Regions from separate parts of the Mus musculus genome. Here all the other regions are linked to region 6. Evidence: chromatin loops called from intact Hi-C (ENCODE). Cell type or tissue: left cerebral cortex. All regions are shown on one strand. Links, peaks and the distances in the headings refer to the core of each region. The heading gives the core; the rest is flanking DNA. Region 1 overlaps N4bp1 (NEDD4 binding protein 1). Region 2 holds the start of N4bp1 (NEDD4 binding protein 1). Region 3 has its middle 18 kb from the start of N4bp1. Region 4 overlaps Lonp2 (lon peptidase 2, peroxisomal). Region 5 overlaps Lonp2 (lon peptidase 2, peroxisomal). Region 6 holds the start of Siah1a (siah E3 ubiquitin protein ligase 1A). Region 7 has its middle 12 kb from the start of N4bp1.

Region 1 (4,439 bases), core at 1-4,000, 98 kb after region 6:
CACACACACACACACACACACACACACACACACACACACACACGACACCTTGTCCAATGACCAAAGGTATCAGCCTTAGCTGCACTGGCCGCCTCAACCAAATGCCAGGATACACAGGAGGCAGAGGCACTCCACACAGGGAGGAATTCCAAGACGCTCCCAAGTTCACTGAGGAGGCACTGGAGGGATGGAGGTCAAGCATCTACAAGCACCTAGCAGCAACAGAGCTTTGGATGAGGCAAAGAAGCAAGTTGTGAGCTTTCTTCAGTGGCTGGATAACTGGGCTGTAAATGTTATACCTAAATGTGACAGATTTCACAAAGAATCTAGAATTATATTTCACATTATAATCTACAAAGTAATTAATGCCTTTTGGTTTCCTCCAGCTTTTTCCTCCCTCCTATATGGGGCAAGGGGAAATGGGCAGGTATCTCTCAGAAACAATACTAAGAACACAGAGGCACACAACTCAAAGATCAGGCTAGCCGAAGGGCCTTTGAGAGCCTGTGCTCCTCAGGCCAGCATCAGGCTGAGGCAGCTATGGAGTACTCCCGGCTCTCCTGGTTCCCAGCAGTGCTGGGCTGGGATTGACCACACCAGGAAGCCCTGGAGACAGCTCCACCTTGGCACCTTTGCTGTGCTCCCAAGCTGAGGCACTGGGTGGGGGACTGTGGTGGGTCAACTCCTGGGGCTGGCCAGAAGTCTCTGTTCTGTACTCACACAGCCTGCAGGTCTGAAACCCCCTAGGGACAGATGACAAACAGCTTCCCAGCAGGCTGGATCATCAACAAATTCAGGAGAGATCACGTAAGTATGGCCACCTAGAAGGCTCTGTTCATCTCCTGATGGGTGCAGGGACCAAATGAACCAAGACACGGCATGGTGGCAGCATTCTGTGATCTACACAGTCCCTGCACTACGGATAACAAACCAGCACCAAGTCCACGGTTACCTGCGGGACCGGGAGAACAACAATCCACAGGGCAGTGAATTTAACCACAAGGGCCTGGAGACTGCATGGATGGAGAACACAAAGCCCTTTGAAGGTCCAGGTGAGAGCCAAGACACTAAGAATGACCAGGAGGGGGTTCACAGACACAGACTTCAAGCTACACCGAGAAGAGACAATACTGAGATAACTGGTTCTGAAAGACTCAGGAATTGCTGCTAAGAAACCTCTAAGTAGACAAAAGAAGGGAAATGCAGGGGCTTTGAGGCCCTTCTGAAAGGACTAATGCTATTTATTGGCTTGGGTCATCCTTGAGAATAGAAAACTTTTTGGCAAAGCTGTACAAACGCCACATGGGGGGGGGGGGGTCTCCTCACCAGAGGCTTCAGTGCCTACCTTGTCTTCTGAGGCTAAGGTAGCTGTGGAGCCAGGGTGGGAGCATGGCGGCCATGGCTGGTGAGTGCACTACGGAGCTACGCCAGTCAGGGAGCATGCTGGGGCTGTACGTCCTCTAAGACTTCCCACCTGCTCCTCAGTCTGACTTTGTCTGGCCACTGGTGACAGCCCGGGTGTCAGATGCCATCTAGTGGCTCCACTTCTTCACTCTCATAATGGCTCGCTGAGAAGGCCCCACAAGAGCAGAGCAGGCCCACTCTAGGGATGAAGGCAGGGGAGCACACGCCATGTTTAGTGAACAGGACAAATTACCTCAAGAAAATAGACTTTAAGAAGTCTTGCTTTCCTTAAGGAAGCAACTCCTTTTTTTTTCTTAATTTTTTTTTAAAATTTTATTTAGAAAGGCTAACCATATTTATTTGTCATTTTTTCTTCAGCTTTAAGGAAAATAGTTTAAAAAACATAAAACTGTAAATACACTCAAGAGTAACTGCTATTAAACAGTTCTGAACAGGCAGAAAGAGTACTTTCCTTTTACAGAAAACGTTAAGTCTGTAATAGCAGCATAATTTATATATAGAAAAAAGCTGGCTTTGAAACCCCAGACTTTTGTATACATAAAACATTTCCCTCCTTTTTCTATACAACACAGCAATGCTTTCCGGGAAGGCTTCTTCACGTTATGGTCCATCCCACGGTTGGCAGTTCCCCAGCATCAGTGGGCTCCAGCCCAGCCGTCAGTCCAACACCAGGGCCGACAGGGCATTCAGGTCTTTCATGTACGGATGAGCTGCCAGGATCTGGTCGATCTTCAGCTTTTGCTCAGAGTCAGGGAAGATCTTTAGCAGCGCCTCCCTCAGCTCGCTGGTCTCTGCAGAAGATCTCTGTGCTGGCAGGGGTGGGTTCTGCTGCATACTGGGAAGGGTGGCCAGAGCTGTGAAGTGGGACTGCTGGGGAAGCCAAGGGCTTGAAGAGGTCTGGATCCGGGGTGGAGGCTGGTGGCTGTTGTTGGCTACCTGCGTGCTGGGACTCCGGAAGCCAGGGTCAAATGTGCCCACACTTGGCAGGGCATTGAGTAGCGGCTGCATGTGTCTGTGGATGAAGTGAGAGGGACAGTAAGAAACCCTTTCAAAGCGCCTATGGCTAACACTGAAGGCCTAGATGCTAGTTCCATGGTTTCTGAAGGCCTGAGGAGAAAGCTATGGGGTGGTGAAATCAGCCCCCTAAGAGTGGCCTATAGGGCATCTGGTACCATTTCCAGAACCATAAGGGATCGAGCATCCCTGGATTTGACAATGCCTTACCAGTCTTTTGTCTTAGGGCTGGTCACACTCGTTGGGTTGTATGCAGGGCCAGCTTACAGAGCTGAGGAGAGGCACCTCTCCCTGGGCACAGAGATAAGTCCAACAGGCTCATGGACTTCCTGTCTTCAACGAGCTCTCAATGCACATGCACATGGCGTAATATGTGCATACAGGGGACATCTGTCCTGCTCATCAACTCCCATCGAGTCTAGCTGCAGCTGAGAGCTGGGACAAACAGTGCTGTCAATTCCAGAAGCTCAACAGCCTACAAAAGCTACATTAACTTTAATGGCATCCCCTCATGAAGGAGTGATGGCGACTGGCCACCAAGCACTTTGAAAACGACAATAGATGGGACTGAAAATGACCAGAAGGGCTGATCCTCTCACCAGGCTACTGCAGGAGTGAAGAGGCAGCCAAGAATGCGCCTCTAGCTTGACCTGGGCCTTGGCTCAGTATGGGGCCCACACAGAGCCTTAAACACAGGACGTGAGGTCTAAAATGCAATGAGGATTTCCAATATAAGACATGGAGTAGAGGGGAAGGGAGTGAGAGCACGGCAGGCTGTTATCTCCTCAGTGTGGGCCGATGACCCTGTCTGGGCTTAACACCTCAACTGTGATAAAACCCAAAGGCTCAGGGAGAAATGATCACATTAGGAAACTGAACATATGATGGTCTCCATGATAGACTATCCACTATTTCTCCTTCTATGAAAATCAACCCACGTCCGTGCACCATCAAGTTCCACTAGATGGTCCCCCAAAGGCACAAACAACAGACTAGCAGCCTTGCAAGCTGGGAGAGTGTGTGCCTTCTCCTTTTAGGCACCCAGCCCAACTCTATGCAAAAATCTGCTAGAGGATCCACAGAAATACAGGTTATTTTGGTTTTAAAGCAGAGAAAAGATCTGCCACTAGTTAGCATGAAAGAAGCTGTGGTTAACAAGGTCGCCCGAGAATTCTGCACACAGGAATATAGAACCTTCACTTGTCAGGCAGTGACAGACAAATACGCAAGACAGGCTTCTCCATTCAGTGATGGTGAACTATAGCTGTCTGCTGTCTAGCAGTGATTTCTGAGCAGAACATGAGTTCACATCCCAGCACTGCACACTCAACTCCACCAAGTTCACAGAAAAGCATCCCACAAAAGCAATCAGACAGCACCGACCGAAGCTATCACCAACATGAAAATCTGCTACTCAGAGACCTTCAAGAAAATCTGTGTTGTCTTAGACTAAAATGAGAAGGAGCCTCACACAGGGCAGGCCTGGAGCCCCAGGACTCAGGAGGCAGAAGCAGAAGGATCAGAGTTCAAGTTCAGCTGACACAGAAATGGTCTAAAACAGGCAGGCAGGCAAAAGAAAACTGAAAAGCACATACTGAAGATTAACCTTGGAGTGTCTGCTTGATTGGGTTCCACATTGGTCACATATCATGAATCTAATTAAGGCTTTAAAAAATATGGCATTTCTAGTTATTAAGGACAGTATCTGCTCTGAAGTGTAACATTCGATTGAAATAATAAACCTTGACATACAGGGAAGGCAAATAAATACCTAAGAAAGGCCTCCTTTCGAAGAAATTCTTCTAGCCGAGGTCCGTTTCTTCCCAGAGGGTCATCAGGAACCATAAATATGTCCCCCACGAACGTGTACTGAAGCAGTCTACAACATAGAAGGTCACAGTGCTGACAAATGGTACCCTCCACTAGTGTAGGAAATGGGACATGTCTTAAAGTAGCCTCCCCATCTTGGGGCAATGATCAGTCTAAGAGTGATGACTGCT
Region 2 (4,446 bases), core at 447-4,446, 140 kb after region 6:
CGAGTAAAATCAAATCATATGGACACAGCTCACAGTATCTGTACTGTATCACTCACGTTCTAAATTTCCTACCCCTCCCCCACAGGCCCCAGACACCCTCTCCACCTCTCAAGATTCCTCCATGCTCTCTTTCAGCCAAGGAACTGCAGGAAGCGGCAGGCTCCACACACCCGTGGTTCTGCGCAGGCTCTCCCTCCCTTGGAAATGCCCCTTTCCTTCACCCCTTAGAACCTCGCTGATTAGAAGCCTTTCCTCTTTCTCATTACTGCGATGCTTTGGACGCACAGCAACTGCTGCATGAATCACACTGTCCTGTTTCCTTGGAAGTCTCTCTACTAAGTTATAGGAACCTTGAGGTTAAGGGAACAACCACATACTGACGCCCTCTTGGGTAAGCTTTTCCTTAGTTGCTGACCACTAGCTGACCACGGTCCACGTCCATACCTCCCAGCACTGAGGAGCAGAGGCAGCCAAGACACAGCAAGTCTTTCCCTTTAAAAAATAAATACAATTTGTAAAAGTTGCCTGCCTGGCAGCTCCACCAACAGATCACAGACTACGAACCACACCCTCCAGGTTTAAACTACCTTAAATCGCCACTTCCACTCAGGTCCAAGCCCACCCCATATGTCAAACCCAGCCTTAAGACAAAGCATTCCTTCACTACTGGCTCTCTCTCTGCCTTCAAATTACCCATTCAGGAGTTTCAAACAATTTTTCCCCTGGCCGAACCCTAAATACTCCCTCCCGACTATCCAAGGTCTTGAGTCAAGCCAGCATGTTTCCCAACCATTGTATCTCACAAGGGACCTTGACATGTTCTGGTCTTGATATCCCTCCTCAGACACGGTTTTCTGGCCTCTACTTAGTAATGAGGTACCTAGAAGTCTTCCAGGCTTTTCAAAGTCCACCTACTGCACTGCCTCCTCCAGCACATAACACTGGGCGGTCGGTGCCTCTCTCCAACCTCCGCAGGCATTATCGCTCTCACAGTAGCTCCCACTGCCTCCCTCTGATTACTGGAGGCTTGGCTGATTCACAGGCCATTCTCACAGCTGTAACAGAAAACTGGATTCTGAGAGCCAGGGCAGTTACCCCACCAGCAGCAGCACACACTCCCGTTTTCTTTTTTGGCACCAGGATTGAAGTTTCAAAGCACTCTACCACTGAGCTGGGCCCTCGTTCCCTTATTTTATGAGAGGTTAAAGAGGCAAGCGCAACATGTGCCGGGCTGGGGGTGCAGCTCCACAGAAGCGTCTACCTAGCAGGTACAAGGCTCTGGCCTTGGTCCCCTGCACTTCCAAGAAGAAAAACTTTGGCTTGTGAGGCTGGGTTCCTCTGTGTCGCCTAGGCTGGCCTCACACCACCACCTTCATGCCTTGGCCTCCAGAGTTCTGGGACTATGGTAAGTTCCACCATGACCACCTGGCTAAACTTTTCTTTGCTGTATTTTCCCTTCAGTGACATTTCTACTTACACCAAGTTAATAGTTTTCTTTTCCTCAAAAAAAAAAAAAAAAAAAAAAAAGTAAAAAGTAAAAAGTAAAACAAACTGCCGGTGAGTGTTGCAGTCAACTCCTACCATAAATCTCAAGGGAAAGGAAAAGGGATTTCTTTTAGGCGGGAAGGTTACATTATGAGTAATACATGTTAAGATTAAGATAAGCTGGCAGGTGACATTACTATTACCAATACACCATACGTCACACCCTTCCCATCAGCTGTGTCAAGCTTTGTGGCACTGACAGACAGAGAGAACCGGGGTGGAAGGACTGGTGGAGGCATGGCTTTCCTGTAAACCGAGGGAAGCATCTTCCACCTCTGGGGTGTCCTCAAAAAAAGCGGCAGCAGGAAGGGTCCAAAACACAGCCAGGACAGGAGAGAGTAGCCTGCTGTGAAAGTCTAAGAGAGCGGCTACCAGAGCCATTATAAACAAGATGCCTGTAACCTAGGGGCAGAAGGACCAGTGATCCAAGGCCAGCCAGTCACCACAGCAAGCTTGTCTCACACAGTTCCGAGAGTTCAGACTGACAGGAAGTCCCTACCAGGTTCCAGGGTGCAAGAAGGAGTTTTTGAAGAAGGCTGACTTTGAATAGAGAGTGAACCAGGAGCCCAGAGGCAGGGAATGAGAAGCAGCCAAGCTGGAAGGGACTCCAGCAGAAGCAAAGGTCTTAACCAAGGCGAAGGCCAGGGAGAGGAGAGGGGTGAGTGCCTGGTGGACACTTAAAAGTGACAAGCCTCAGGCATGTTTTAGCTCTGGGTAGTAAGAGAGTGGGCGGCGCAAGGAGCTAAGCACAGGGGAACCAACTTGGTCCAACACCAACAGGTTCAACCCCCACACTGTCAAGAATCACACAAATAAGCACCTTACAGCCTACACATGGTAAACATTTCTTTTTTTAAATTAAATCGACACCTGGAGCTACAACCTCTTAAAGAGTAATGTGAAATTTGTGATGTAGGATAGAAAAAGAAAGTCTCCCCAGAGCTGAACTGTTTAACAAGCATCGCTGGGGCTGGAGAGATGGCTCAGCGGTTTAAAGCACTGACTGCTCTTCCAGAGATCCTGAGTTCAATTCCCAGCACCCATATGGTGGCTCACAACCATCTATAAAGGCATCTGACAACTTCATCTGGTGTGTCTGAAGACAGCTACAGTGTACTCACATACATAAATAAATAAATCTTTAAAAAAACAAAAACAAAACATCGCCCATGTGGTTTCTAGAAACAAATTCTGGTGCCTGATAGGTGGAAGAGTTTGGGAAAAGGTGGGTAGAAGATGTTCAGGAAGCTCCAAACAGGGGGCTTTAAGACATTGGTGACTTCAAACCAAGAGGGGCAGAGAGGGGCATTCTCCTAAGTTCCCAGATCTGACCCTCGAAACACCAAAGAGGAAACAATACCTTATTCCTCAACTTCCTACTCCTCCCCGGGAGCTTAAGATGCTATACAATACACCTTCAGCCTTCTCCCACCCACGGCTTGGAGGACTCTCTTGCATAGAAGCAATTAAATTGCCCGTTCTCCTGGCAACCTGTCGACTAACCTGGCTATTTCACTGACTCAATGAGATTTTAGAGGCATAAGCGCCTCCGCGGTCAAATTTTGCTGTTTTCTGACAAGGGGGAGGGGCTGATGGCGGTGCTGAATCTGAAATACTGATTATACACAAGGTGAGTCACCGCTTAGTTTCAGTTTCTCCAGTTGTTCATTTAATAGAAGGAACAAGCCCTATCAAAACGTATTCGCCGGATTTTTAAAGCCTGCGTATTCCTTTTGTGGTACTCGGCGGAATGTCAGAAGTGTAACAACCATCATTTAATCGTAGAACACCAACACTACAGGAATAATATTTTTAACGCAGCTACCAAATATTCTACCTCTGAAGCGTCTGGTCATTACATGCGTTCCCTTCCTGATTTCCTAGAGGTTCAGGCCTAAGATTCCCAAAGGGTTTAGAAGCCCTGGAGTGGCGGCCTGGAGGGTGAAGACCAACCAGGAGCATCGAGCCTTGCGCACATCCAAGGGACCAGCGGACGGAGGGAGCGCGAGCCCGCTCAGCGCGCGTGCTCCGGGGCCTGATGGCTCTGCGTTCTGCGCACTTCGCGAGGGACCAGTCAGGGAGATGCTTTCGCAGCGCCCTTTACAAACAGGGACCCCGAGGCTCCCAGGACGGACCCGCTCCGAGCGCCCCGCGCGCGGCCCGTGCGAGCCAGGCCGGACTCACCTTGGCGCTGTGCACCGCCTCCTGCGCGCCGCGGAGTTGCAGCCAGATACGCGCGGGCAGCGGCTCCTCCGCCCCGAGGGCGCCGAGCACGGCCAAGCCCACCCCGAACAGAGCCTCGATGCGCCCGCGGCTCCGCTCCAGCAGCGCCGCCTTCTCCGCGGGCGCCGTGAACTCATCCAGCACCACCCGGGCCGCCATGGCGGGCGCGGCCTCCCGGGGCGCCGGGGGCCAGCGGCGGCGACGCCCCCTCAGCGTGCCGCCGCTGCACCGAGCCGCTCAGGAGGCGTGGGCCGTGCCGGCCTCCTCGCCCGCCCGCAGGCCCCGCTACACCATCACGACACGGCCGCCGCAGCTTAGCAACTGCGGGCAGAGACTCCCCGCCACCCCGCTGCCCCGCTGCCCCGCTGCCCCGCCACGGCCGCCGCCGCCGCCGCCACAGCCGCCACGCATGCGCTCAGCCCGCCGCCGTTGTGGAAACTCGCCGCCCCGTCGCGAAGGGTGCGTTGGTAGGCTGAGGGCAACGGAAGTCGACGCCACACGCTGTCACCATGTTGACCGTGGGCAAGCGTCGGCAGGCGAGGCCTGGGCGGCCATATTTGATAAGGGCCTGATGCCTTTGGGCATCTAGTAGAAGGATTTTACATTGATAGGCAAATGGTGATTCTTTTCCTTCTTTTTACTTCCTTCCTTTCCCCTTTTTACTTACTTCAGAAAAAA
Region 3 (4,448 bases), core at 146-4,145, 160 kb after region 6:
TGATGGAGTAGGACCTGGGGTTTTAAGGGTTCTAAGGTGAGATAAGTAATTTCCTTCCCAATTTGCTTTTAGATTTATTTATTTATTTATTTATTTATTTATTTATTTAATGTATGAGTATTCTATTTGCATGTACACCTCATGCCAGAAGAGGCATCAGATCACACTATAGATGGTGTGAGCCACCATGTGGTTGCTGGGGATTGAACTCAGGACCTCTGAATAAGCAGACAGTGCTCTTAACCCCTAAGCCATCTCTTCAGCCTCCCAATTTACTTTTAGTCATAGCCTTTATCACAGTAATAGAAAGTAAACTAGAACAGAAGATGCATAAAATTTGTTCCCTGAGCACAGACATACAAGTTTTTTTTTTCCCCTAGATACCTCTGCATAAGAGGAGCTGCCTGGGGTAGGGGCTGGAGTATATGCTAGTACCCAGAATACTGTTGTACAGTTTCAACTTTATCTGAGTGAGCTCACATGGCCCCAACAACTTTTAGAAGGTGGGGTTGTACCCATCTTACAGACAAAGAAATAGAGGCTTATAGCAATGAAGTACCTCACTTGGAACCCTCACAACTAGGAAGTGACAGTAAGAACAGGCACGGCATATTGTGCTATTCAGGACTTCCCTGTGGACCTGAGGAGACAGAGGTTCCTTGGTTCCTTAGGACTGAGACCTGTGACCTGTAGGATAAGGGACTCTACAGTCCTTCTCTATCCCTGGGTCATAGGAGACAGGTAACAAACCCCAACTGTTGTTAAAAGAGACTAGGTGCTGAGGTAAAGCTCTGAAGCATCTCCCGGCAGCAGTACCGGGTCTGGGGCTGTGAGGAGCCTGCAGTAGGATTTGCTGCAGAATTTCATTGGACCCCTCTTTGTCTGAGAAACCAAGATGGGAGTGAAGTGTGCTTTCCCGAGGCCGAACCTTGATTGGCCAGGGCTCCTCAAGCACATAGGCTCCCGAGGTGGTTTAGTAAAGGGTCACTAGCACCTCCTTGTCCCTTCCCATTGTCTTGTTCCTGCTCCTGCCACAGGTCACCTCCACTACAGCAAGGGAAGAGGTGGGAGCCTGTGGAAGAGGCAATCAACCAGCTGGGGTGGGGTGGGGTGGTAAGGAACGCGGCTCCTCAAGTTGCTAGAATACTTGGCCTAAGACACCAGGGTCAGGCAGTCTCACAGGAAGCTGGGTCTCCGCCCTTCCCCTTGAGCTTCCTAGTAAAAATAACTGATGTTTCCTGAAGCGTTCACATGTGGCAGGAAGGCTGAGCTCGGAGCTGCCAGGTCACCACCAAGATTCCTTTTGTTTTGCAATGGATAGGATAGAAAGAATGTCTCTCTCTCTCTCTCTCTGCCTCACCTCCTCTTCCTCCTCATCACTTCTGCCTTCTTTTTATTTAGAATTCCTAAATTCCTCTTACGGAAGAGCTAAGCTCCTCTTTGCCCTACAGTGTGGAAACAACATCACTGATAATGTCAGGTAATTAATTCAATGGCAAACAGACTGAAACAAATTGTAACTCCAGTGCATTTAGTTTTTGTTCTTTTCTGTTTTGAGAAGAGTTATTATGGCAAGAAACAGTTTCCCTTGCAATTATACTCAACTTAAAAAAAAAAAAACAGAACAAAACAACAAGACTAAGAACACCTTAGGTGTTCAGGGTTCATGTGGCTATTTCCAGAGTCATGAAGAGGGATGGATATAAATGACTTAAATGTGGAAACAAGCATCGCGGCTGGTGATTCTCGACCTTGTGCGATATGAGCTCTTGGGCTAATTGTGCAACCTTTGAAAAAGCCACACTTAGTTTAAGGGTTGGTTCTGCACCCTGCACTGGTCAAACAAAACCTTTGCATAATAAAAGGCTTGGCTTTGCCTATCCCGTAGTTGGTTGGGTCTTTGGTTGGGTCAGACCAAGCCAGGCCCCTCGTTTCTGTTTCTTTTGGGGGTGGGGTCGGATGGGGGGTGTTTTGTTTGTTTGTTTTTTTGTTTTAGACAAGGTTTTCTTCTGTAGCCCAGGCTGGCCTGGAACTCGCTAGGTTGCTAGGGTTGGGGTTTTGAACCTACAGAAATCCTCAGAGTACAGGCACAAACTCCTGTTTATCCGATAGTTTCCTCAAGGAGGATATTTCAGTTCTCTTCCTCTTTTTCCCTCCTGCCAATGTGGTGCTCAGACTTGGAGCTAGAGGATAAAGAGAACATCTCAGAGGTTTTTGCACCTCATAACTTGTCAGTTACTGACTAGCAACTGAAGGAAACGCTTCTGCTTTGAATCGCCTACGCCCTTGGCGCCACCTGCTGGTCGCATCGCGCCAATGCAGCTCTGATCCGTGGAGAATCTAAGCCTACCTTCTGAGCCAAACCTGAGAAAATCTGGTGAGTTGTTGCACACCAGCATCTCCTTCTTTACCCCCAGCATCTCCACACCCAAGCTAGTGCCCTCTGCTCCCCTCGGTATGAGGAGAGCTGCTAGCCTAGGTAGGGGACTAGAGAGATGGCTCGGTAACTAAGGAACTGCAGAGGAACTGAGTTTGAGTCCCAGCACCCAGGGATCCATGGGATTCGACACCTTTGGTCTACATAGACATCCCCTCCCCCCTCCTTCCACCACAGATCTAATCTGGAGGTTTGCTCCCTCAAGCAAAGAGGTCATCAGAGTCACTTCTGAACAGCGATTTCCCCTTGACCCAGGGGCCACTTTTGAAGAACTTCCCTGTGTGTTTGTGACTGCGGACTTGGTGGACCTGTGAGCAGGACATCTGTGGCCCAGCTAGCCATAGGCCTCACTGAATAGACTCTAGCTTACAGTGGGCCCTGGGCTGCATTTTTAACCGGCACCCATTGGACCTGGGCCTCTTTGGCCTGAAGAATCACCTTGCTTAGCAGCATCCTTCCGCAGCTCCGCTTCCAAGCTCCACCGGAAGCCGCTGCGCGCTGAACTGAGCTTTCTCTGGTCTAGGGTCTGCCTTTCCTTTACAAGGATATTCCTTCAGTGCTCATCGCAGGTCCTTAAGGGGCCTGTGTGTGCGTGTGTGCGTGTGTGTGTGTGTGTGTGTAAGCTTAGGGATGTCACTTGACTTTCCTAAAGACAGGGGAATAGTGTTTGATCCAACCAAGTCAGTCGGATTTCAAAACTGCTCCTTCTTATCCACCTTTCCCCCTCTCCTCTTCTCATCCTGTCCCTCCTCGTATTTCCCTTCTTGCCCGGCTCCTTTCTTGTCCCCTTTCCTCTGTTCTCCCCCTCCCCAGTCCTCCTCAGTACCCTCCATCCTTCCCCCTCCTCCCCTTGTCCTCCCCTCCACACTTTGGTATGCTTTACACGGGTCCAGGTTCTCCTAGCATCCCTCGGGCCCCTTCCTGGCAAACCCTGCCCCCAACCCTGAACTTTCCAGCCCAGGGGCAGGGGCTGGGCTCCCCCTCCCCAAGCTCTTTCCTATATAAAACAGACATCTTGGTCTCCTTCTCCTCTCGCCTCTCTTCCTGCTCTTCCCCTTCACCTTCTCGGAGTGCACGATTTCTCTCTTTCTCTTCCCCCCTCCCATCTGTGTTCCAAGGAATAGGAGAAACTGGAGTTCAGGTGGTTGTAGCCACCAGGTATGTGCTGGGAACCCAGCCCAGGCCATTTGTAAGAGTAGCTAGTGTCCTTAACCACGGAGCCATCCCTCCAGGTCCCCCCTTTTACTTGCACAGATAGTTGTCTTTAAAAAAATTTTTTTATTGATTTTGAGACACCATGTAGACAAGACTGGCCTCGGGCCTTTTCACAATCTTAAAGCACACAGAATTTCTTGGGGCAGCTAAGATGGAATATAGGTTCTAGTAAGTAATGACTCAGGAGTATCAGAGGGGAGAGTGTGCTACCCTTGGGATGTTTGGATGTGCCCATCCACTGAGCTATTTAAGGCATATTAAATATTAGGCTACGTGTGTGCATGCACGTGTGTGTGCGTGTGTGTGTGTGTGTGTGTGTGTGTGTGTGCGTTTTACTTGGGAATCCAGAATATTGGGGCGGGTAGTCGGGGGTGAGTAGAGTGCACTAATTGGCTGCTGCTACAGTGGGGTCTGCCTCTTGCTATGCGGCAGGTGGAGCTCTCCCCCTGGGTTTGCTAGTGGCGTAGCCACCCATCAGTCTTTTCTCCCTCCCCGCCCATTGGATCTGGAGATCCCTAAAGCGGAGATCATTTGTCTCTGTGGTTCTCACAACAGTGTCTGAACACTTATCATGTGCCAGATGCCCCACTAAGTGCTTTTGTGTTTCATTATCTGAAGTGGATGGTGTTAGGACCCTCAGGGCTTATTTTAGTTACTTCGTCTGGGTTTCCTCTTGTTGTTTGAGATAGAGGTCTGTCTTAGGGTTTCTATTCCTGCACAAACATCACGACCAAGAAGCAAGTTGGGGAGGAAAGGGTTTATTCGGCTTACACTTCCATACTCTGTTCATCACCAA
Region 4 (4,448 bases), core at 284-4,283, 84 kb before region 6:
GATCGTAGTTTCCCTCCTTGTGCTGGAGTTTTCCCTTTATTATCCTTTGAAGGCCTGGATTTGTGGAAAGATATTGTGTAAATTTAGTTTTGTTATGGAATACTTTGGTTTCTCCTTCTATGGTAATTGAGAGTTTTACTGGGTATAGTAGCCTGAGCTGGCATTGTGCTCTCTTAGGGTCTGTATGGCATCTGCCCAGGATCTTCTGACTTTCATAGTCTCTGGGGAGAAGTCAGCTATAATTCTGATAGATCTTCCTTTATATGTTACTTGACCTTTTTCTCTTACTGCTTTTAATATTCTTTTTTTTTTTTAAAGATTTATTTATTTATTATATGTAAGTACATTGTAGCTGTCTTCAGCCACTCCAGAAGAGGGAGTCAGATCTCATTAAGGATGGTTGTAAGCCACCATGTGGTTGCTGGGATTTGAACTCTGGACCTTCGGAAGAGCAGTCGGGTGCTCTTACCCACTGAGCCATCTCACCAGCCCGCTTTTAATATTCTTATTTGTTTTGTGCATTTGTTGTTTTGATTAATATGTTACAGGAGGAATTTCTTTTCTGGTCCAAACTATTTGGAGTTCTATAGGGTTCTTGTGTGGTCATGGGCATCTCTTTCTTCAGGTTGGGGAAGTTTTCTTCTATAATTTTGTTGAAGATATTTACTGGCCCTTTAAGTTGGAAATCTTTGTTCTTGTCTATACCTATTATCCTTAGGTTTGGTCTTTTCATTGTGTCCTGGATTTCCTGGATGTTTTGGGTTTGTATCTTTTTGTGTTTCGAATTTTCTTTGCTTGTTGTGTCCATGTTTCCTATGGAATCTTATGCACCTGAGATTCTCTCTTCCATCTCTTGTATTCTGTTTGTTATGCTTGCATCTATGGCTCCTGACTTCTTTCCTAGGTTTTCTCTTTGCAGAGTTGTCTCCCTTTGCTATTTCTTTACTGTTTCTACTTCCATTTTTAGATCCTGGATGGTTTTGTTCAATTCTTTCACCTGTTTAGATGTGTTCTCCTGTATTTCTTTAAGGGAGTTAATGTCCTTATAGTCCTCCATCATCATCATAAGAAGTGACTTTAGATCCATATCTTGCTCTTCTAGTGTGATGGTGTATCCAGGACTTGCCATGGTGGGAGAGTTGGGTTCTGATGATGCCAAGTAACCTTGATTTCTGTTGCTTCTGTTTTTATGCTTGCCTCCTGCCATCTGATTATCTTAAGTGCTCTCTGCCCTCAATATATCTGATTGGAGCCTGTCCTTCCTGTAATCCCAGTTGAGTCAGAACTTCTCATAGTCCAGTTTTCTTTGGGATCCTGTGATGCTGAGATCCTGGGTGTGTCAGAGTTCTTGGCAGTCAAGCTTCCTCTGAGACCCTGAGATCCTGGTGTGACCAAGCTGCTGGGCTCCTAAGATCCTGGGCATGTTAGAGCGCCTGGAAATGGTACCTCCTCTGGGTACCGTGGGGCTGTCTGCTGAGTTTGAAACCAAGGTATACCAACACTGACCAGAAGTAACCTGAGCCACTGGTCGGGCTGGTCCCTGCTCCAGCTGTCCGCAGCCTCTGCCCCCCACCTCCCCCAGTTCTGTTGGAGCAGATGTTGTGTTCCATTCACCAGTGATCCTAAGATCCTGGGCATTCTAGGGCGCCTGTGGGGTGGAGAATCCTCTGGAGACTGTGGGACTGCCCACCAAGTTTGGGCCCAAGGTGTCCCAGCACTGGTGCCGACTGGAAGGTACCTAAACTATTTCTTAAACTTGGTGCTTGTTAGAGTCCATTTTTATAAATATTTAAATTTTGGAAAAGCTAGTATTTTGAGATCCTTTAGCTAACTTAAGTATCCTGCCAAATCTACAGGAAGCTAGATGCAAGTGTTTGTATAATGCCATCCATAGGATACTTCTGTACTGGAGGAATGGCCTGTCACCAAGCTCAACTGATCCTCCACTGTCTTCCTCAAAGGAATATTGCTACTGGCAAACCTCTGTGGCTCCTGTTTGCCCTGTAACCAGTCTATGCCTCCTTGAGGGTCCATCCCTTTTGCTCTGGGACCTGACCTTGTGTTCTCCCCCGTGGTATCTTTGGGGGAAAAAACATAGTATGAGTATCTCCTTCAACTGGAAGACACACGTTTATATACCACCACATTAGAAAGTAAAGTCAGATTTCACTAACAAATGCTGGGCAAGGAGGACACTATGAGAAGGAGGGGAGTCTTAGCTGGGTCACAGTGCCTTGTCTGATCATATATGGCACAGTCTTACGGCTTTCTGGATTCTCAGTAATAAATACAGAGCTTTAAAAACAAAGCAACCAACGAACATCTTATTTCCCAAGTTTTTCCTTTTAATGTTTTGTTCATTTTGTTTTGTGTGTGTGATGCCAGGGAGGAATTCAGAGCCTTGAGAGTGCTGTACAGATTTTTGCCGCTGACCACATCCCGGACCCTCTGTAGGGTTTTTTGGTTGCCATGTTAGTCCCAACTGGTATTACTGTAGCAAGCAGCTGCAGCATTAAACAGTTGCCATTGGTTGCTGGAGTAGAACTGATTGAACAAGTATTCTCTCAGGTCGAAGAGCTGTTCCAAGAACATGCCATGTGGGCTAAATACCAGCAGTTCTTCAGGGGCGAGGCTAGAGAGCTCTAATTCTGCTCTGCCCTATGGGGGGTTGTTAGGCTACAGGTTCTCACATTTTTCCTAGTTATAAAGCTGGCAGTTTCCTGGGTTTCTGTCAATTTGGGTAAGGGAGGTGGGGTTAAAACAATATTAAATACCACAGCACTTGAACCATTTGCAGGAATCCAGTGTTTTCCTGGACTCTGCAGCACTCAGCTTGATCTAGATTGGAAGGGAACATCTGAGGAGATGGGTCTGGCCTTTGTTGTGAGCAGGCTGGCTTGCTGCCTTTGTGAAGACACAGCAGTTTGGAGTTCCTGGCTCTGCTTCATCCCCTTGGAGAAACCCCAGATGACTTCAGTGCTTGCTTTTGACACTTCTGTTGTGGTTTATCTCTTCTTTACATAGCATGTATCTTCAAACTACTCTTTTCAGACATTTGTCTATGAATTATGTTTTCAGTCCTTTCATATTTGTGCCATAGCTTCTATGTGTTCTCTTCATAAAACATGGTAAAATTATGTCCTTACAGATGTGCACACATATGTAAACATTTTACTTGTATGCAAAACAAGAATGGGTCATCTATTAAGGCCACCACAACAAAATACTAGTGCAGATGACTTCTAAAAACTTGACAACTTTGAAGGCTGGAAGTCTAAAATCGGATGTTGTCAGGTTTCCTCCTAGGGCCTCTGTGGCTTTTGAAGGTCTGTCATCTGTGCATATGGATAGCTAGGGACACCCTGTTCTTAAAAAGACACCAGTTGGGGCTGGTGAGATGGCTCAGTGGGTAAGAGCACCCAACTGCTCTTCCGAAGGTCCAGAGTTCAAATCCCAGCAACCACATGGTGGCTCACAACCACCCGAAATGAAATCTGACTCCCTCTTCTGGAGTGTCTGAAGACAGCTACAGTGTACTTAGATATAATAATAAATAAATTTAAAAAAAAAAAAAAAAAAAAAGACACCAGTTAGATGGCATGAGGACCTCACTCCTAACCTCTTGTAACCTTAATTACTTCCTATAAAAGTTCTGTGTCCAAATAATCTCACTGTATGTGCCATCCCCATTAGTGTGATCAAGAGAATCCCTCACAGGCGTGCAGAGGCTTCCTTTAGTCGATTTCAGATCCAGTCAGGTTGACACCAATATTAACCATCACACCCACTGTCTACATTTTACGGAGAAAGAATTACTTCATCTGAACAGTCTGACAGTGTGATTTTTTTTTTTCTTAACCAAGAACATTTCATTAGTAGACCTTTCCTTGTACAGGTGAAAGTACTGTATTGATTTTACAATATTAAAAATTAAGTCTTAGAAAATATGAGACTAGGATCGTCTGAGAAATGTAATCTAGAGAGATACAATTAGTTTCTAAAGTTCAAGGTTGCAAGTAAAGGCTTTGACTTAAAATTAACTGGTAGCTTTGTTTTTGCTTTTTAAGATTTATTTATTTTAGCCGGGCGGTGGTGGTGCATGCCTTTAATCCCAGCACTTGGGATGCAGAGGCAGGTGGATATCTGAGTTCAAGGCCAGCCTGGTCTACAGAGTGAGTTCCAGGACAGCCAGGGCTACAGAGAAACCCTGTCTCGAAAAACCAAAAACCAAAAAAAAAAAAAAAGATTTATTTATTTTATGTGAGTGTACTGCTACTCTCTTCAGATATAACAAGAGGGCATCAGATCCCATTACAGGTGGTTGTGAGCCACCATGTGGTTGCTGGGAATTGAACTCAGGACCTCTGGAAGAGCAGTCAGTTCTCTTAACCACTGAGCCATCTCACCAGCCCTGTGGCTTTGTTTTTATGAGTTATACTTTAATGGGG
Region 5 (4,448 bases), core at 204-4,203, 100 kb before region 6:
ACTACTACTAAATAAGACAAATATTCTTTAAATCTTTCAAATTTTGTCATTACTGGGAGGAGAATGATGTCAGTAGATGACTATGTGGAGTTGGTTCCCTCCTTTCATATTTATGTGGATTCTGGGTTGTCAGGTTTGTTGCAACAAGTGCTTTTATCCCCTGAGCCATCTTGATTACCCACCCACCCCACTTTCTTTTTCAAAGAAAACCTTCCAGCACAATAAAATATATAGAAACTATATCCCCCAGAGAAATAATGTTTATGTAAAAAGTCATTGCAAGTGATGTGATTTGAGAATGGGATTTTAACGGGTGGATGTCTCTGGAGACACTAAATCTTAAATAGAACAATCAAACAAAATGAAGGATTCTATGTTAGCTATTTTTCTATTGCTCATGACTGAACGCAGCTTGGGGAGGAAAGGGCTTATTTATTTTATAGCTGTTAGTCCAGGGAAGTCAGGAATTGATGCAGAGGCCATGGAGGAGGGCTACTACTGACTTGCTCCTTATAGTTTGCTTAGCCTGCTTTCTTATAGCATTCGGGACCACTGGCTGAGGAGAGGTGGAGCGGGGTCTCCCACATCAATCAAGAAAATGCAGCACAGACATGCCTATGGTCCAATTTTATGAAAGCATCATCTCAGTTGAGGGTTCCTCCTCTTAGATGACTTCAGCTTGTGCCAAGTTGACAAAAGGAAAACAAACAAAAAACCCAAGTCCCTAGTTAATATAATACATTTGAAGACATAGAGTGATCCAAATGTGTTGTTACTTACAAGTTCCAAGTGCTAAAATAACTTCTATTGGCTTGTTTGACAGATCGCCTGGACATTCGGGCAGCCCGGATTCTTCTGGACAATGACCATTATGCCATGGAAAAACTGAAGAGGAGGGTTTTGGAATACTTGGCTGTGAGACAACTGAAAAATAACTTGAAGGGCCCAATCCTCTGTTTTGTTGGCCCGCCTGGAGTAGGCAAAACAAGTGTGGGGAGATCCGTGGCCAAGACTCTGGGTCGGGAGTTCCACAGGATTGCACTTGGGGGTGTGTGTGACCAGTCTGACATTCGAGGGCACAGGTAACACAGTCTTTCAGCCTCTTTTAACTTTGACATTTGTTTAGTGGACTAACTAGTATGTGCCTTGGCTTTCTACGGTCCTACTTGAGTGGAATTATGGAATTGTAACTTACTTTGTGATTGGATATTATGTTGACTTTCTACTTACCTAGTAGCATTACCTAAATAATAACCATAACTCTTTTAGTGTTTTAATGAATAATTGCAGTTCTGTGGGCAGATATGGGGAGGTGAGTAATCTTTGAGTAAGTTTATTCTGCCTGTAGTCTTTCTCTTACGAAAACCTGACAGCACTAATGGAAAAGTTTAGCATAACCATTACAGCTCACCCTTTCATGTTCACTCACTTTCTGTTTTAAAAAAAAATAGACTAAGTATGTTAGACTTGATCAACCTACACTATTATAATCAGATATGGTTTCCCTTTCCACTGTTTGGTTTTGTGGTTCTCCCTGTGGACCTGACTGGAAGAGGCTTTAGGGAAGCCTAGGTCTATATGGCCAAAGGGCTCTGTGGCAGTTGCAGGCTGTGAGAACACACACCTAGAGTATATGTGTAAGAAGTGTGGGGAAGCTGCTGTGTACCTCAGGGTTACAGCCTAGCATGCAGAGAGTGTGAAACACGGAAACCCTGAGCTGCTAGTGAAAGAATATGGTGTTTTTCATTCATTTTCCCAATGACTTTCTAGCAGGGATCACTGACTTTAGGTAATGACGGGAAACTGGGAAAAACTCTTCTTCAAGACATGGTTCTTTTCTGGGTCTGGTGACCCATGCCTATAATCCTACCCCTTGGAAAGTGGAAGCAGACTAGCCATAGCTATATGCCGAGATTGAGACCACCCTGTGCTACACAAGACCCTGTTTTTAAATAAAAAGAGAGAAAGCAGGCAAGCAAGAAAGCAAGCAAGCAAGAGAGAAAGGCAGGCCTATTCTCTTTTATTTGTTCATAAGTGAAGAATGCGCGTTGAAAAAGCATGCAAAGATTCTAACAAGGAATGAGGGAACACATCAGGCTGAGGGATTGATTTAGGTCACTCCTGGCAATTGCAGATCATGTTGTTGCCTAGACTGTCTTGTTCTCCTGAGTGCCACTAGAGGCTGTAGTCCCCTTTCATAATGAAATAGACACCCTTATTTGCAGACCAGCCACAAAGAATTTGGGCTGAAATCTGATTTTGACAAAACTCCTGAGACCTACCCTAGTCAAGTGACTTGATCTGGACTCTGTCATTTCGGATTATTTCCCTTTTTAAATTTGTTTTTAATGTGCATTGGTGTTTTGTCTGTATGTATGAGAATGTCTGAACTGGAGTAACAGATAGAATAAAAGAAAAAGTGGCTGCTTTGTGTTGTCTCTCTCACTTAGCCGCCACTTTCCCAAGCATGGATTTCCCGCCATTTGCCAGCTGCACCTGTCTATAGAACAGGAAGGTGCCAGTAAGTCAGGGACTGGCTTTTAAAAACAACCAAAGACTGTATTCTAGTAGTTGGAAAATGAAGAGGTAGGAGGGAGACAGAGGGGAAAGAAAGGTTTGCTTTACAGTTCTCTAATAAAGTGGTGAGCCTTTTGTTTTCTGCATCTTAAAGGAGGCATGAAGTGAAACTTAGCTGTTAATTCACTCAGGCAGTTTTTATCTCAGCATGTTTTTCTGCCTGTAAGTCACAAAATCACCATTCCTGTTGTTGAGTTTTTGAGTTTAAATAAATGAATTATCAGAAATCCAGTAGGAAGTAGTATTCTAGGGGATGAATTTTATAAAATTGTGTTTATGTAAATCTGGATGTTTTTCTTTTTCTATGTGTATGTATGTCTGTGTGTGTTGTATATGCATGTGTGTACATGTGCATGTATGTGTGTATACTCCAGGTTGATTGTTGAGGGACTCTGGACAGCTTGATCGTGACACTCTGACAGGCTCTGGCAGGCTTTCCCCCATTCCTTCAGCCTTGCTAAAAACTATTAGATTAAATTCCTAAAGGTAGCCACCAAGGTCTATTCCCTTACTTGGTCACTTCCTCCTCGTGAGGCTAATTTCCAAGGTTCAGCTATGAAAGTATTGAAGTCTAGCAATCAAAAGCCCCCTTAGGCTCTCCTAAGTAACATGTCCAATTAAAATGAAATACCTCATCCTAATATGAGATTTCCCCTTTTACCTTTTTAGTCCATCATTTTCCTATGTGCCATGTCTGTCTCCTCTCTATCCAGAGGCAGTTCTTTGTCCTCTAGAACAAATATCCCTCCTCCCTCTCCCTTGTTCCCATCCCCTTCTCCCTTGTCCTCCGTCATCTGTCTTTGGCTCAGATTGCCTGCCCTGTCCTGAGCCAATACTTTTCCTTTCAGTTGTCAAAGGTCTTTTTCAGTTCCCTCCCACCGTATTCTCTGAGGCAGAATCTCTGTCAAACCTGAAGCAGAGCTTGCCGGTTCTGCTAGTTTCGTTAGCTAGCTTGCTTCAGTGATCTGTCTCTACTTTCTGAGGCTGAACTGACAGACAAATACTGTATCATCTGGCATTACATGGGTTCTAGGGATCTGAACTCAGGGTTTCTTGTTTGCCCAGCAAGCACTTTAACAGTCTTGCTATCTCATAGCCCATAGTCTGTTTCTTATTAGTTATTCTTTGGTTTAAATATAACACTTATCCTTACAATATATCTCAGATCACTGTTGATATTGACTTTTTGAAATAATTTTGCTACCTACGTTTACAGATAATAAAGTTCTGTTGTTGGAAGATATCAGTGGCTCAATTTTAAAGGAGATGAAAATCCTCTGACTTCTTTGTTGACAAATTTTCATCTGTAACTGAAATAGGAAAGTTATAAATAAACCATTTATTTCTCTACAAAACAAAAATAGATGTGTCAGTAGGTTCTTTTTTTTTTTTTTAACTGAAGTACAGTAGATACACTCTGGTGCTCATATCCTCCTCACCACCTGCCTTTGCATATAACCCTTCTAAAAGAGGTTTATCGTAAGCCACCGTGGTGTCTAATATTGACTGTTAACTTGACAAGATCTAAACTCATATAGGAAACAAGCCTCTGGGTATTTGTGCAAGGGAGTTTCATGGTTGTGTTAATTCTGTAGAAAGACTCAATCCAAATGTGAGCATCACCATTCAGAGTGAATAAAAAGGAGAGAGTGGGGCAAGCATGATGGTGCACGCCTTTAATCTCAGAGCTGAGGAGGCAGAGGCAGGCGGATTACTGTGAGTTTGAGGCTGGCCTGGTCTACAAAGTGAGTTCCAGGACAGCTAGAACTACATAATGAGACCCTGTCTAAATAAATATGTAAATAGAATAAAAACGATGGATCAATTGATGTCTCTCTGCTTACTGACAGCGAATGTAATGTCATGAGCTG
Region 6 (4,448 bases), core at 177-4,176:
CACCACGTGAGCGCTCCGCTCCGAGACAGTTACTATGCCATCTCATTTGTCACAGCAGGCTTTGCTCTTCAGCAGCTTCTGAAGGAGACGGTGACACCACAGGTAACAACACTAATTAAAGGGAGTCACTGTCCTACTTTTCCAAGTTAGGTAATTGAAGTCCTTGAAAGTGAACTGATCCATAAACTAAACCTGCTTAAAGGAAACTTCAGTGACTTTCCAAATTCCACCACGCATTCACATCCCTTATCGCTCAAATCCCCAAATTCCATCATCTCACAAAGCATAGCATTCTGTCCTCTAAACCCTTTCATTTCTTAAAACAGTAAAACCCAAATACTAACCCGGTTTTATATAACCCGATTTCAAACATTTTGGGCTATGTACTTCCAACGCATCCATGCCAAAATAACTTAAGCGAATTTTATGAGGCAAGGACCTTTAGCAGTAATCATTTACTGTAATAGCTTAGCACTTACTAAGAGCTCTCTGCACATCAACTATTTCCCATCTCATCGGTTCTCAATAGGCTTGAGACAAATACTCTCCATCAGACCCATTTTGCAGATTAGCAAAATGAAGCACCAAAATCGTGCCCAAGGTCACAAACCCGTGGGGCAGGATTGGAATCAAAGCAGGAGGGCAGAGTTCGGAGCCCATGCTCCAAGCGCTTTTACAAGTTAACATTTCACCCTGGACAATAGCCTAGCAAGAAATGGTAAATGCTCAACGCTAGAAAGAGCAGTAAGATCCCTGTCCTACATCCACGTTCAGGGCTTCCATGACTTTGACAAATCAGCTACATGGCCTCATTTACCGAATGCACAAATGTAACTCTTATGCCAGGGCAAACAAATTCTGTATCTTTCCAGGAACAGACGGTCCGCAGCGGCCCAGGGCGTACACACTAAGTTGCATCTGGGAGCTTGGAGGGACCCCGAACTATCCCGCAAAGGAAGCTGGGCGGAGCAAGGCTTAGGCTTAAAGGCTGGAGCTGCCCAGGCGGGCGTCCGCGCGCTCGCTCGTGGCGACATAAACAAGGGAGGAGGCTGCGTTCTTCCCCGCACAATAAAGGCGCGGGTCCGGGGGAGGCCGCCCTCCCGGAGCCGCCGAGGCAAGGCCCGACCGCGGCCCGCGAAGCGCGCGGCTGACCTCCGCCATGTTGGCCGTACACCGGGCCACACAACAAAGACTGAGCGAGGGCGCGGGCCGTAGTCTCGGCGCGCCCGCCCGCCCTCCGCCTCCCGGAGCCGCCGCTGTCGGCTGGGCCCGCCCGGAGAGGCCGAGACAAAGGCGCCGCGGCTCCGCGAGGGGACCCGCCGGCCCTCCCCGGGCCGCGGCCAGCTCCTCCCTCCAGGCCGCCCGCTTACCTGTGGGCGGAGAGCGCGCCGCGGACCCCGGCCCCGTCTAACGCGCCCGGTCGCCAGCTGCCGCCGCCGCCACCGCCACCGCCACCGTCACCGCCGCCACCGCGGGCCGCGCCTCCACCTCTCCCGGCACCGAGACCGACGGGACACCCTGGGCCGCCGCCCTCGAGAGCGCGCCCGCCCGGCAGCCCGGCTTCCCTGCCGCCGCCGCCGCCGCCCCGCGCGCTCTCGAGCTCGCCGCGCGCGCCCGCTAAGTACCACACACTGCGGCGGCCGCCATGAGCGGGAGCGCGCACCGAACCCGGCTGGGCGGGGCTTCCCACGGCCACGCACGCGCAGAAGCGGCTGGCGGCTGCTGCCCGCACTCGGTGGCGGTTGGCGTCGAGACGCTTCGGTTACCGGAGCAGCGTCCCGAGCATCCCCACGAGGCGGCTGCGCTGTCTCGGGCCGTTACTGTGGGATTGACTGGGTTCGCGCCGTCCTCTCTCCGGGTCCGCGGTCTGTAGCGGCCTCCACGACCCCACTCCTGGAGGAGAAGAGGGCCGCGCCTCCCGGTAGGCTCGTTGAAAGCTGGCCAGTAAGAAGCACGCCTTTAAGTCCACTTTCCCACTCATCTGGGAAGCTGATGTTGGGGACTGTCCACCCTGCTGCTTTAGGTTAAAAAACGGAGCCGTGCACTAGGCAAGCAGAAGCAGGATCTTCACAAGTTTGGGGCCAGTCTGGTTTATACAGAGTTTTCTGGGACTTCCCGGGGAGACCTTTTATCCAAAATAAATGAAGACCTCATCTCAAGGGTTACGGGTGCTTTCGTGAGGAGTGGTTGCCTGGGCTGAGACTCAGTCCCCAGTTGCGAGTGAAGGGGTAGAAACCTTTAGATTTGATTCTGGGGTGTGGGATTGTGTGGAGGTCAGAGGACGAGTTGCGAGTGCTGGGGGTGGAGCGCAAGTGGCCAGCCTTGGTGGCAGGGCCTCTGCTGAGCCATCTCGCAGAGTCCCCGTTAGTCTTTCCATGGATGCCTCTGTCTGACTAGGTTAACCGAATGTAAGGCGTTTACAAATCCTGAGCAGATTTTCAGGGAAGAACTGTAGAAATGCAATGCTGTGAGAAAAGTACTTTTTCTATGGGGTTTCAAGAAAGGAAGAAAAGTCTCCTCTCAGCCTTCCATCAGCACAAACTCCGCCCTCTTCCAGAACTCAAATTTGTTCTCAATGAATGTTCAGCTTTCCTCAATGTATTTGTAATCTGTGCTTGTGTTGATATTTCTATTCTCGATCTAGTATCTCACTGTAGCCCTTCCTCTGAGACCATTAGCACAACCAAACAGTTGAGAATGTAAATTAATTAAGTTAAAAGCACCATATACTACAAATCTGTTGGTCCCCAAAGCTCAACAGCCAGATAAGGAGCTTGCATTATGTAGGTTCATGAAGATTGTCGATATTAGTGGTGTTCTTGTTCATTTAAAATACTTGATTTACATAGGGAGTCTAAGATAACCCATCATAAACTCTGCTTTGTCATGAAACTTACCAAGTAGGAAGTCATACATTCACTCTCATATTCGTTGGACAAATGATAATTATCAACTAGTCCTGAGAATACTAAATCATCAACTAGTCCTGAGGATATTAATCATCAACTAGTCCTGAGAAACTAAGCTAGGCACTTAAGTATTATCTAGCAGGAGACACAAATATAAACTTACTGCTACCACTGTGAGAGAAAAAATTCCCAAAACAAGTGCCTGGTACTAATGAAATATCTAACTCAAGTGTGTGAGAACACAGGTGTCTACCACAAAACCAAAAGACAAGAAGCAATTAACAAGATTGGGGGAAGGCTGTAAAAGGTAGAGACATTAAGGAAGTAGAAAAACAATTCTGAAGATAACCTGTGACTGTCCACTTCTCCACTATTGGTTTTTTTCTTAGTGGGTGAGCTGAGGAGGAGAGGGTGTGAGGTCTCTGGGTGCTTAGAGGCCTATGGAGTTCAGAGAAAGCTATGCTTTGAGGACCAAGGCACTCTAGTGCTTTTCCTAAGGGACAATATTTCTCATCCTGTTGACACCAAAAAAAGAATTCACGGAGGCTTTGAAGTTTGAAGTGGGCTGTGGTTAAAGGGTGAGAGTTTTACCTGTGGAGAGGGAAAGGTTTTCTAAGCAAAGGCAATCTGTGGTGTAAGACTCAATCTCAAGTGAGAGTGGTAAGAAATCTTTAAAACCCAAAGTCAATACGAATGCTATGTACAAGCCTGAATGCGGATGGAGGGAAGGACAAAGCAGATAGGGAGAAAGCCCCGGAGAACACTTGTGTTCAGGCAAAATGAAAGCCTAACCCAGGAGGCAGCCATGGAAATGGAGAAGGGATCTTAGTTGATCTGGGATGGTTAATTGAAAATAGGATCAAATGCTACTTTTAAGCACCTCAATGCCAAATCACGCATTACCTCATCAGTCTCTGCAAAAATTCCATGAAATGAGCAAACAAAAAACTGACCGGGCGTGGTGGTGCACGCCTTTAGTTCCAGCACTCTAGAGGCAGAAGCAGGCAGATCTCTGAGAGTTCGAAGCCAACGTGTTCTACAGTGAGTCCAAGACAGCCTTGAAAAACAAAAAGAAAAAAACCTCCATGAAATAACTACCATTAGTGTTTCCATTTGATCTAGAGCAAGGAAGGCTCATGAAAAGCAGCCGGGTTCTAGGTGTCAGAGTCAGGATCCAAACCCAATCCAGACAGGGCAGGTGGGGCATGCTTGGAGACTGGGACAAGTGGATCACCAAAAGTTCAAAGACGTTTTGGGTTATATTGGAAGATACTGTCTAGAATAAATAAATAAATAAGCCCAACTTCAGTCCTCTAATTGTGCCATTCTAAGGCCCCAGCAGGAAGCAAGATGCAGGCTTTTGAGAGCTTTGTTGTTTTGCTTTGTTTTGTTTTGTTTTGAGACAGGATTACTTTGTGCAGCCCTGGCTGTCCTGAAACTCACTCTGTAGACCAGGCTGGCCTCTACCGCAGAGATAAACCTGTCTCTACCTGGAATTAAAGGCTTGTGCCCAGCACAAGAAACATGCTTTAAATGGAG
Region 7 (4,448 bases), core at 224-4,223, 150 kb after region 6:
CCTTCCTTTTTAGGAGGGGGCAGGAATGTTAATGGGACTCTCCCCTGAGTATCCAACCATCCCTCTCAGTAAGTAATATGCACTTCTGCTTAAACTGGATGTGGCCTCAGTATATCTGGAAGGGCCTAGAATATATACAAAGGGCCGCATGAGGGGAGGAGACTCCCTCTATGTAGCTGTGGGGAAGCCATCGTCCTTGCTGGGTGCAGACCTTCCAGTGTGGTTGTGGTGAGGTCACCTATGCTTCTGCCTGTGACTCTCCATCCACTGCTCCTGTAAAACAGCCTAATAAAGTCATTGTTTGCCCTGAGTGAATTGTGCTGGTATTGTTCCTTGGTCTGTTACGAGACATTAAATGGATCTACCCCAGGAAGGAATTTTAGCAACATTTCCTGATGTTGGAATTTTCCCTAGTTGGGATTTTTCTGGCCTATAGAGTTAGTTCAAGGAAAGAGACATTGCTGGGATCAAGCTAGTGATAACTGAGAATCTTTCTTCAGCATCCTCAGACATAGAGAAAGACACGAACAGGCATAGAAACACACACACACACACACACACACACACACACACACACACACACGATGCATGATGCATCACCTCTAATTAATTGTAAGCATCCTGGAAGAAATGAATATATTCTAAAGAGACATCTGTGCCCCTCTTCTGACTATCAAACTATTAAAACGATGGGCCCTAAGAAACTAGATGTCTGTGGTGGTTTGAGTAAGAATGTTCTCCCTAGGCTCAAATGCTTAGTCACTGGGGAGTGGCACTATTTGAAAGGGTTAGCAGGGTTAGGAGGCGTGGCCTTGTTGGAGGAAGTGTGTCACTGAGGGTAAACTTTGATGTTTCAAAAGCCCATGCCAGGCCTAGGTTCTCTCTGTCTCCCTATGGAGCAGGATGCATCTCTTAGCTACGGCTCCAGCACCTGCCTGCATGCAACCATGCTTCCCACCATCATGACACAGGACTAAACCCTTCATCAGAGTTGCCTTGATCATGGTTTCTCTTCACAGTAACAGAACAGTAAATAAGACAGCTTCTCGCCGGGCGTGGTGGCGCACGCTTTTAATCCCAGCACTCGGGAGGCAGAGGCAGGTGGATTTCTGAGTCCGAGGCCAGCCTGGTCTACAAAGTGAGGTCCAGGATAGCCAGGGCTATACAGAGAAACCCTGTCTCAAAAAACCAAAAAAAAAAAAAAGACAGCTTCTCTTCTCTGCTTTAAAGGATTATGTTTTCAAAGATGAAACACAGAACTTTTATTGACCAAAGAAATTAAGCAAGGAAAGAGTATAAGAGATAAAGACATATACAGGCTACAAAGAAGGTCACTCACCTATTGGAGAAAACCCCAACACATACACACGCACACGCATGTGAACACGCACATGTACACTCACACGAACACGCACACACAGGAGAGGCAAAGAGTGTAAGAGCCCAGAGTGAAAGAGTCTTGAGCCAAAGCCTTGGTACTGATGGCTGATAGTTGGTTCTGGCTTCTAGTTGGGAGTTTTGGTAGGGGGGAGCTGTCAACTGTGGGTCTTGGTCTCCTTCCACATGGTTGCTCAGGCTTTCTTTTGGTGTATGGTAGAGTAATTTATTAGCCCTTGGGTCATCTTGTAGTAGAGAGTACTTTGACCAAGTATCCATGGCGACTAATTGAATAAAATAGTAATGTTCACTAGGTCTGCGATAATACTCAAGTTGATAACACTCCCTAGTAGCGTAACAGAATGGCTGGCAGAATGAATATATTCTAAAGAGACACTTGTATGCCACTAGGCAAGGCCTTAGGTCACCATTAACTGATTCCTCCCTCTGTCTCTGTGTTTACCTTTGGCACCCAGGATTCAGAGACCGTCTAACTGCGAGCAGGTCTAGGGACTCATCAACTTCACGGCACAGAAACCGCACCCTCTCCTGCAGCCTGTAAGAGGAGGTCGCACGCTGCCTCATGGGCCTCATCTCCTCTGCCAGGCTGCCTTTTCCTGGTGTTAATAACTCTTCTAAAATCTCTTATCCAAAAGGTTAACCCGAGTCAGTGTTCCTGTTGGAGCCTTAAACCGAGACCTGTTAGGGAATAAACCCAGCCACATGGGCAACCGAGGTCCGACGTGGTTTGGTCACACGTGAGCTGGTCCTGCTCCCCTATCCAGCATCTCCGTGACTCCTTTTATGAATGCTGGGTAGCACAGGTCACACGCTAAACCTGCTGCTCCCTTATGGTATAGGACACCCCCTGCTCTTTTCCTTGTAAACCTACAGAAGAGTAAGGTCTTCTGTAGTCTGGTGGGCCGATAACTCTCCGAGCTCATATCCTTGCTGTGTGTGGCCAGCATCCTTAAAGATCTTTGGCTTGAAAATGACAAAACAAAACCAAAACCAAAAACCAAAACCCAAAAATCCTTAACCCAAATATATAACACTTTGAGAGACTGGTACAATCCTCAGACGGGTATCTACTTGGTAAAGGTAGAGGGTGTAACTAGAGGCTTTGTGAATCAGAGAGAGAAATGACAGGCACGTATGCATACCCTTCACCTACCTCTTTTCCCAGAGCCCTTCTGGGCAAGTCGAATGCCCCTTCCATGAGCAGAGGATAGATTTTATGTGCAGGTAAGCTGGTTTCCCACAGGAAGGAGGCTAAGTCTGCCATCCTAAGTGACTTAGTAGCGTTTGGGGGGAGCCCACCCATAGAAATCTAAGTCTTCCCAGGAGAGGAGGGTGTGTCAGGAGAGGAGAGGGGCCACTAAAGGCTTGCTAACTGCTGTCCCCCACAGGAACTATGGGGACCTGAGAGAAAGGCTACTTCTCACAGTAGGAAGTGCTCAGTCAGTCAGTACTGCTGAGATCACACTGGACCCTCCCTCCTCCCTGTGTACTCATTTTATATTATGTTCAAACAGTGAGTTTTCAGGCTGGGCCTTGCCCATTTGACAAGTAAACCTTTAACTCCATTTTGAGGGCGGCCCCACAAACAGTGTTGTCTGGCACCACTCACACAGCATAGACTGATAAATGACTTGTGAGCAGAGAGGGTACCACCTCTACAGTTATCAGGGTGAGCTAAGATTGCAGGGGGACATGGGCACAAATCAAGTCTCGTTAGGGAAGCCAAGCCCGTGAACTTATCAGACACCAGCCAGGGCGGTGTAACTCTCACCCGAACCCTGTACAGTATCTAGTGTTAGGACGACAGCAGCCCCACAAATCTGTCATCTGACAACAGATGTACATCAAGGACTGACAGGCAGAAAACTGTCACTGGGGCCTCACCTTAGCTTGGTCCCTACTGTTGTTGTGGCCTTCTGCAATTGTCACCTGACCAACTACCTGCTTGGTCATTTGGACCCAGAGCTGGGGTTCCTACTGCAGCTCAGGTATGCCCTTTGTCCCTGCAGCTGAAGCTGTCTTTACTGCCAAGCCTGCTTCTCCTGCTGCCTGGATCCACAGCAACAGCTTCTTCCTTCTGGCTTGTTTGCATTGGCTGGCCTATCAATACACACTCTGTTTGCGTTTCTATCAGCTTACTTCTGAAACTGTTGAATTCTGCAGTCCACACTCTGCCATTGCCCCCAGGAGAACTTTGGGTGTGGGGGTGGGGGTGGGGAATCCTCAACTTTAGGGATCGTGTGTGTGTGTGTGTGTGTGTGTGTGTGTGTGTGTGTGTGTGTATAATTTTCATTCATTCTCCAAACCACATAAACACATAGAAAGACAAATAGATGTATTTGCTGTGTGCTGTGTGCAATGAAAGCTAATATTGGGAATTAAGCATTCACTTAGACGGATTACTAAAGTAGGTGGAAGTGTCTGCCATTTAAGCCACTGCTCCTTGTAAATTTACAGTTATTTAGTAAAGTCTGACTTTATGTGCTCACCTGTTTCTGGTCCCTTTTCTTGTTCAGGAAAGGGACCTTCCTGGTAGACAGGATGGACATCTGGAGAGGACTGTGAGGCAGAGGAGGCAAGATTTTGATGGCTCCACTGGGTCTGAAGAGAAGCTAGAGGTCTGTACCTGCAGCTGGGCCTGGGAGGAAGGAGAGCAAGGGGTATTGAGAGGTGGGCAGAGACCAGAGCTGCATGCCTGGATGCTGTCCGGGGGTGGACGCAGTCACTGATAAAGTTTTCTCCAAATCATAGGTCTGCAAGGGCCTGTGTCCTTGTAGACACTCTTCTTGTTTGGAAGGTGCTAGCCATGAGAAACCTTTCTTTGTTTCTTCCTTTGTTTCTTCCTTTGTTTCTTCCTTTGTTTCTTTCTTTGTTACTTTCTTTGTTTTTCTTTGGTTTACAGTCTGGCTCCCATCAATAGAACGAGACAGTCACCAACCCTGGCAGGAATAAAAAATGTAGCCATTTTAGTGAGAGAGTGTACTAGCCTAGCTGGAGTTCTAGCGCAACCTATTTTGCAAAAAGAGAAATTGCCTTGTTAAAATTGGTTT

What was found. A loop is a pair of places that touch in the nucleus more often than their neighbours do. Peaks named below come from ENCODE experiments on the same cell type or tissue, not always from the same donor. Only the 100,000 strongest peaks of a DNase experiment are listed, where the experiment ranks them.
Region 1: a loop joins it to region 6, with 2.1 times the contacts of the local background. A loop is called at or near these places in 3 of 42 quality-filtered maps.
Region 2: a loop joins it to region 6, with 12 times the contacts of the local background. A loop is called at or near these places in 10 of 42 quality-filtered maps.
Region 3: a loop joins it to region 6, with 2.5 times the contacts of the local background. A loop is called at or near these places in 11 of 42 quality-filtered maps.
Region 4: a loop joins it to region 6, with 1.9 times the contacts of the local background. A loop is called at or near these places in 2 of 42 quality-filtered maps.
Region 5: a loop joins it to region 6, with 2.1 times the contacts of the local background. A loop is called at or near these places in 2 of 42 quality-filtered maps.
Region 7: a loop joins it to region 6, with 2.8 times the contacts of the local background. A loop is called at or near these places in 16 of 42 quality-filtered maps.

The regions. Positions count from the first base shown.
Region 1 is chr8:86,842,605-86,847,043 of GRCm38, forward strand. It overlaps N4bp1 (NEDD4 binding protein 1), which reads right to left. Exons shown (of 7, transcript NM_030563.2): 6 at 4,211-4,318; 7 at 1-2,437. The coding sequence ends at 2,083. Among named protein-coding and RNA genes, the nearest start is that of Gm33877, 6.8 kb to the right of the region's middle. In left cerebral cortex, for the core only: a CTCF peak has its summit at 1,534 (motif pointing left); DNase peaks (open chromatin) are centred at 1,512 and 3,494.
Region 2 is chr8:86,881,093-86,885,538 of GRCm38, forward strand. N4bp1 (NEDD4 binding protein 1) reads right to left here and starts at 4,166. Exons shown (of 7, transcript NM_030563.2): 1 at 3,730-4,166. The coding sequence starts at 3,927. In left cerebral cortex, for the core only: no CTCF peak of the experiment used is centred there; DNase peaks (open chromatin) are centred at 2,286, 3,146, 3,683 and 4,257; H3K4me3 peaks cover 2,310 bases; H3K27ac peaks cover 1,494 bases.
Region 3 is chr8:86,901,007-86,905,454 of GRCm38, forward strand. No RefSeq gene overlaps it. Among named protein-coding and RNA genes, the nearest start is that of N4bp1, 18 kb to the left of the region's middle. In left cerebral cortex, for the core only: a CTCF peak has its summit at 2,302 (motif pointing left); a DNase peak (open chromatin) is centred at 2,303.
Region 4 is chr8:86,660,098-86,664,545 of GRCm38, forward strand. The region is part of intron 8 of Lonp2 (lon peptidase 2, peroxisomal); the gene reads left to right. Among named protein-coding and RNA genes, the nearest start is that of Gm22305, 9.0 kb to the right of the region's middle. In left cerebral cortex, for the core only: no CTCF peak of the experiment used is centred there; DNase peaks (open chromatin) are centred at 2,705 and 2,880.
Region 5 is chr8:86,640,719-86,645,166 of GRCm38, forward strand. It overlaps Lonp2 (lon peptidase 2, peroxisomal), which reads left to right. Exons shown (of 15, transcript NM_025827.3): 7 at 824-1,082. Among named protein-coding and RNA genes, the nearest start is that of Lonp2, 19 kb to the left of the region's middle. In left cerebral cortex, for the core only: a CTCF peak has its summit at 2,162; a DNase peak (open chromatin) is centred at 2,138.
Region 6 is chr8:86,744,447-86,748,894 of GRCm38, forward strand. It overlaps Siah1a (siah E3 ubiquitin protein ligase 1A), which reads right to left and starts at 1,560. Exons shown (of 2, transcript NM_009172.2): 1 at 1,371-1,560. Gm10638 (predicted gene 10638) reads left to right here and starts at 1,253. Exons shown (of 1, transcript NR_027829.1): 1 at 1,253-2,614. In left cerebral cortex, for the core only: a CTCF peak has its summit at 1,706; DNase peaks (open chromatin) are centred at 535, 1,009 and 1,682; H3K4me3 peaks cover 2,429 bases; H3K27ac peaks cover 2,099 bases.
Region 7 is chr8:86,894,818-86,899,265 of GRCm38, forward strand. No RefSeq gene overlaps it. Among named protein-coding and RNA genes, the nearest start is that of N4bp1, 12 kb to the left of the region's middle. In left cerebral cortex, for the core only: no CTCF peak of the experiment used is centred there; no DNase peak of the experiment used is centred there.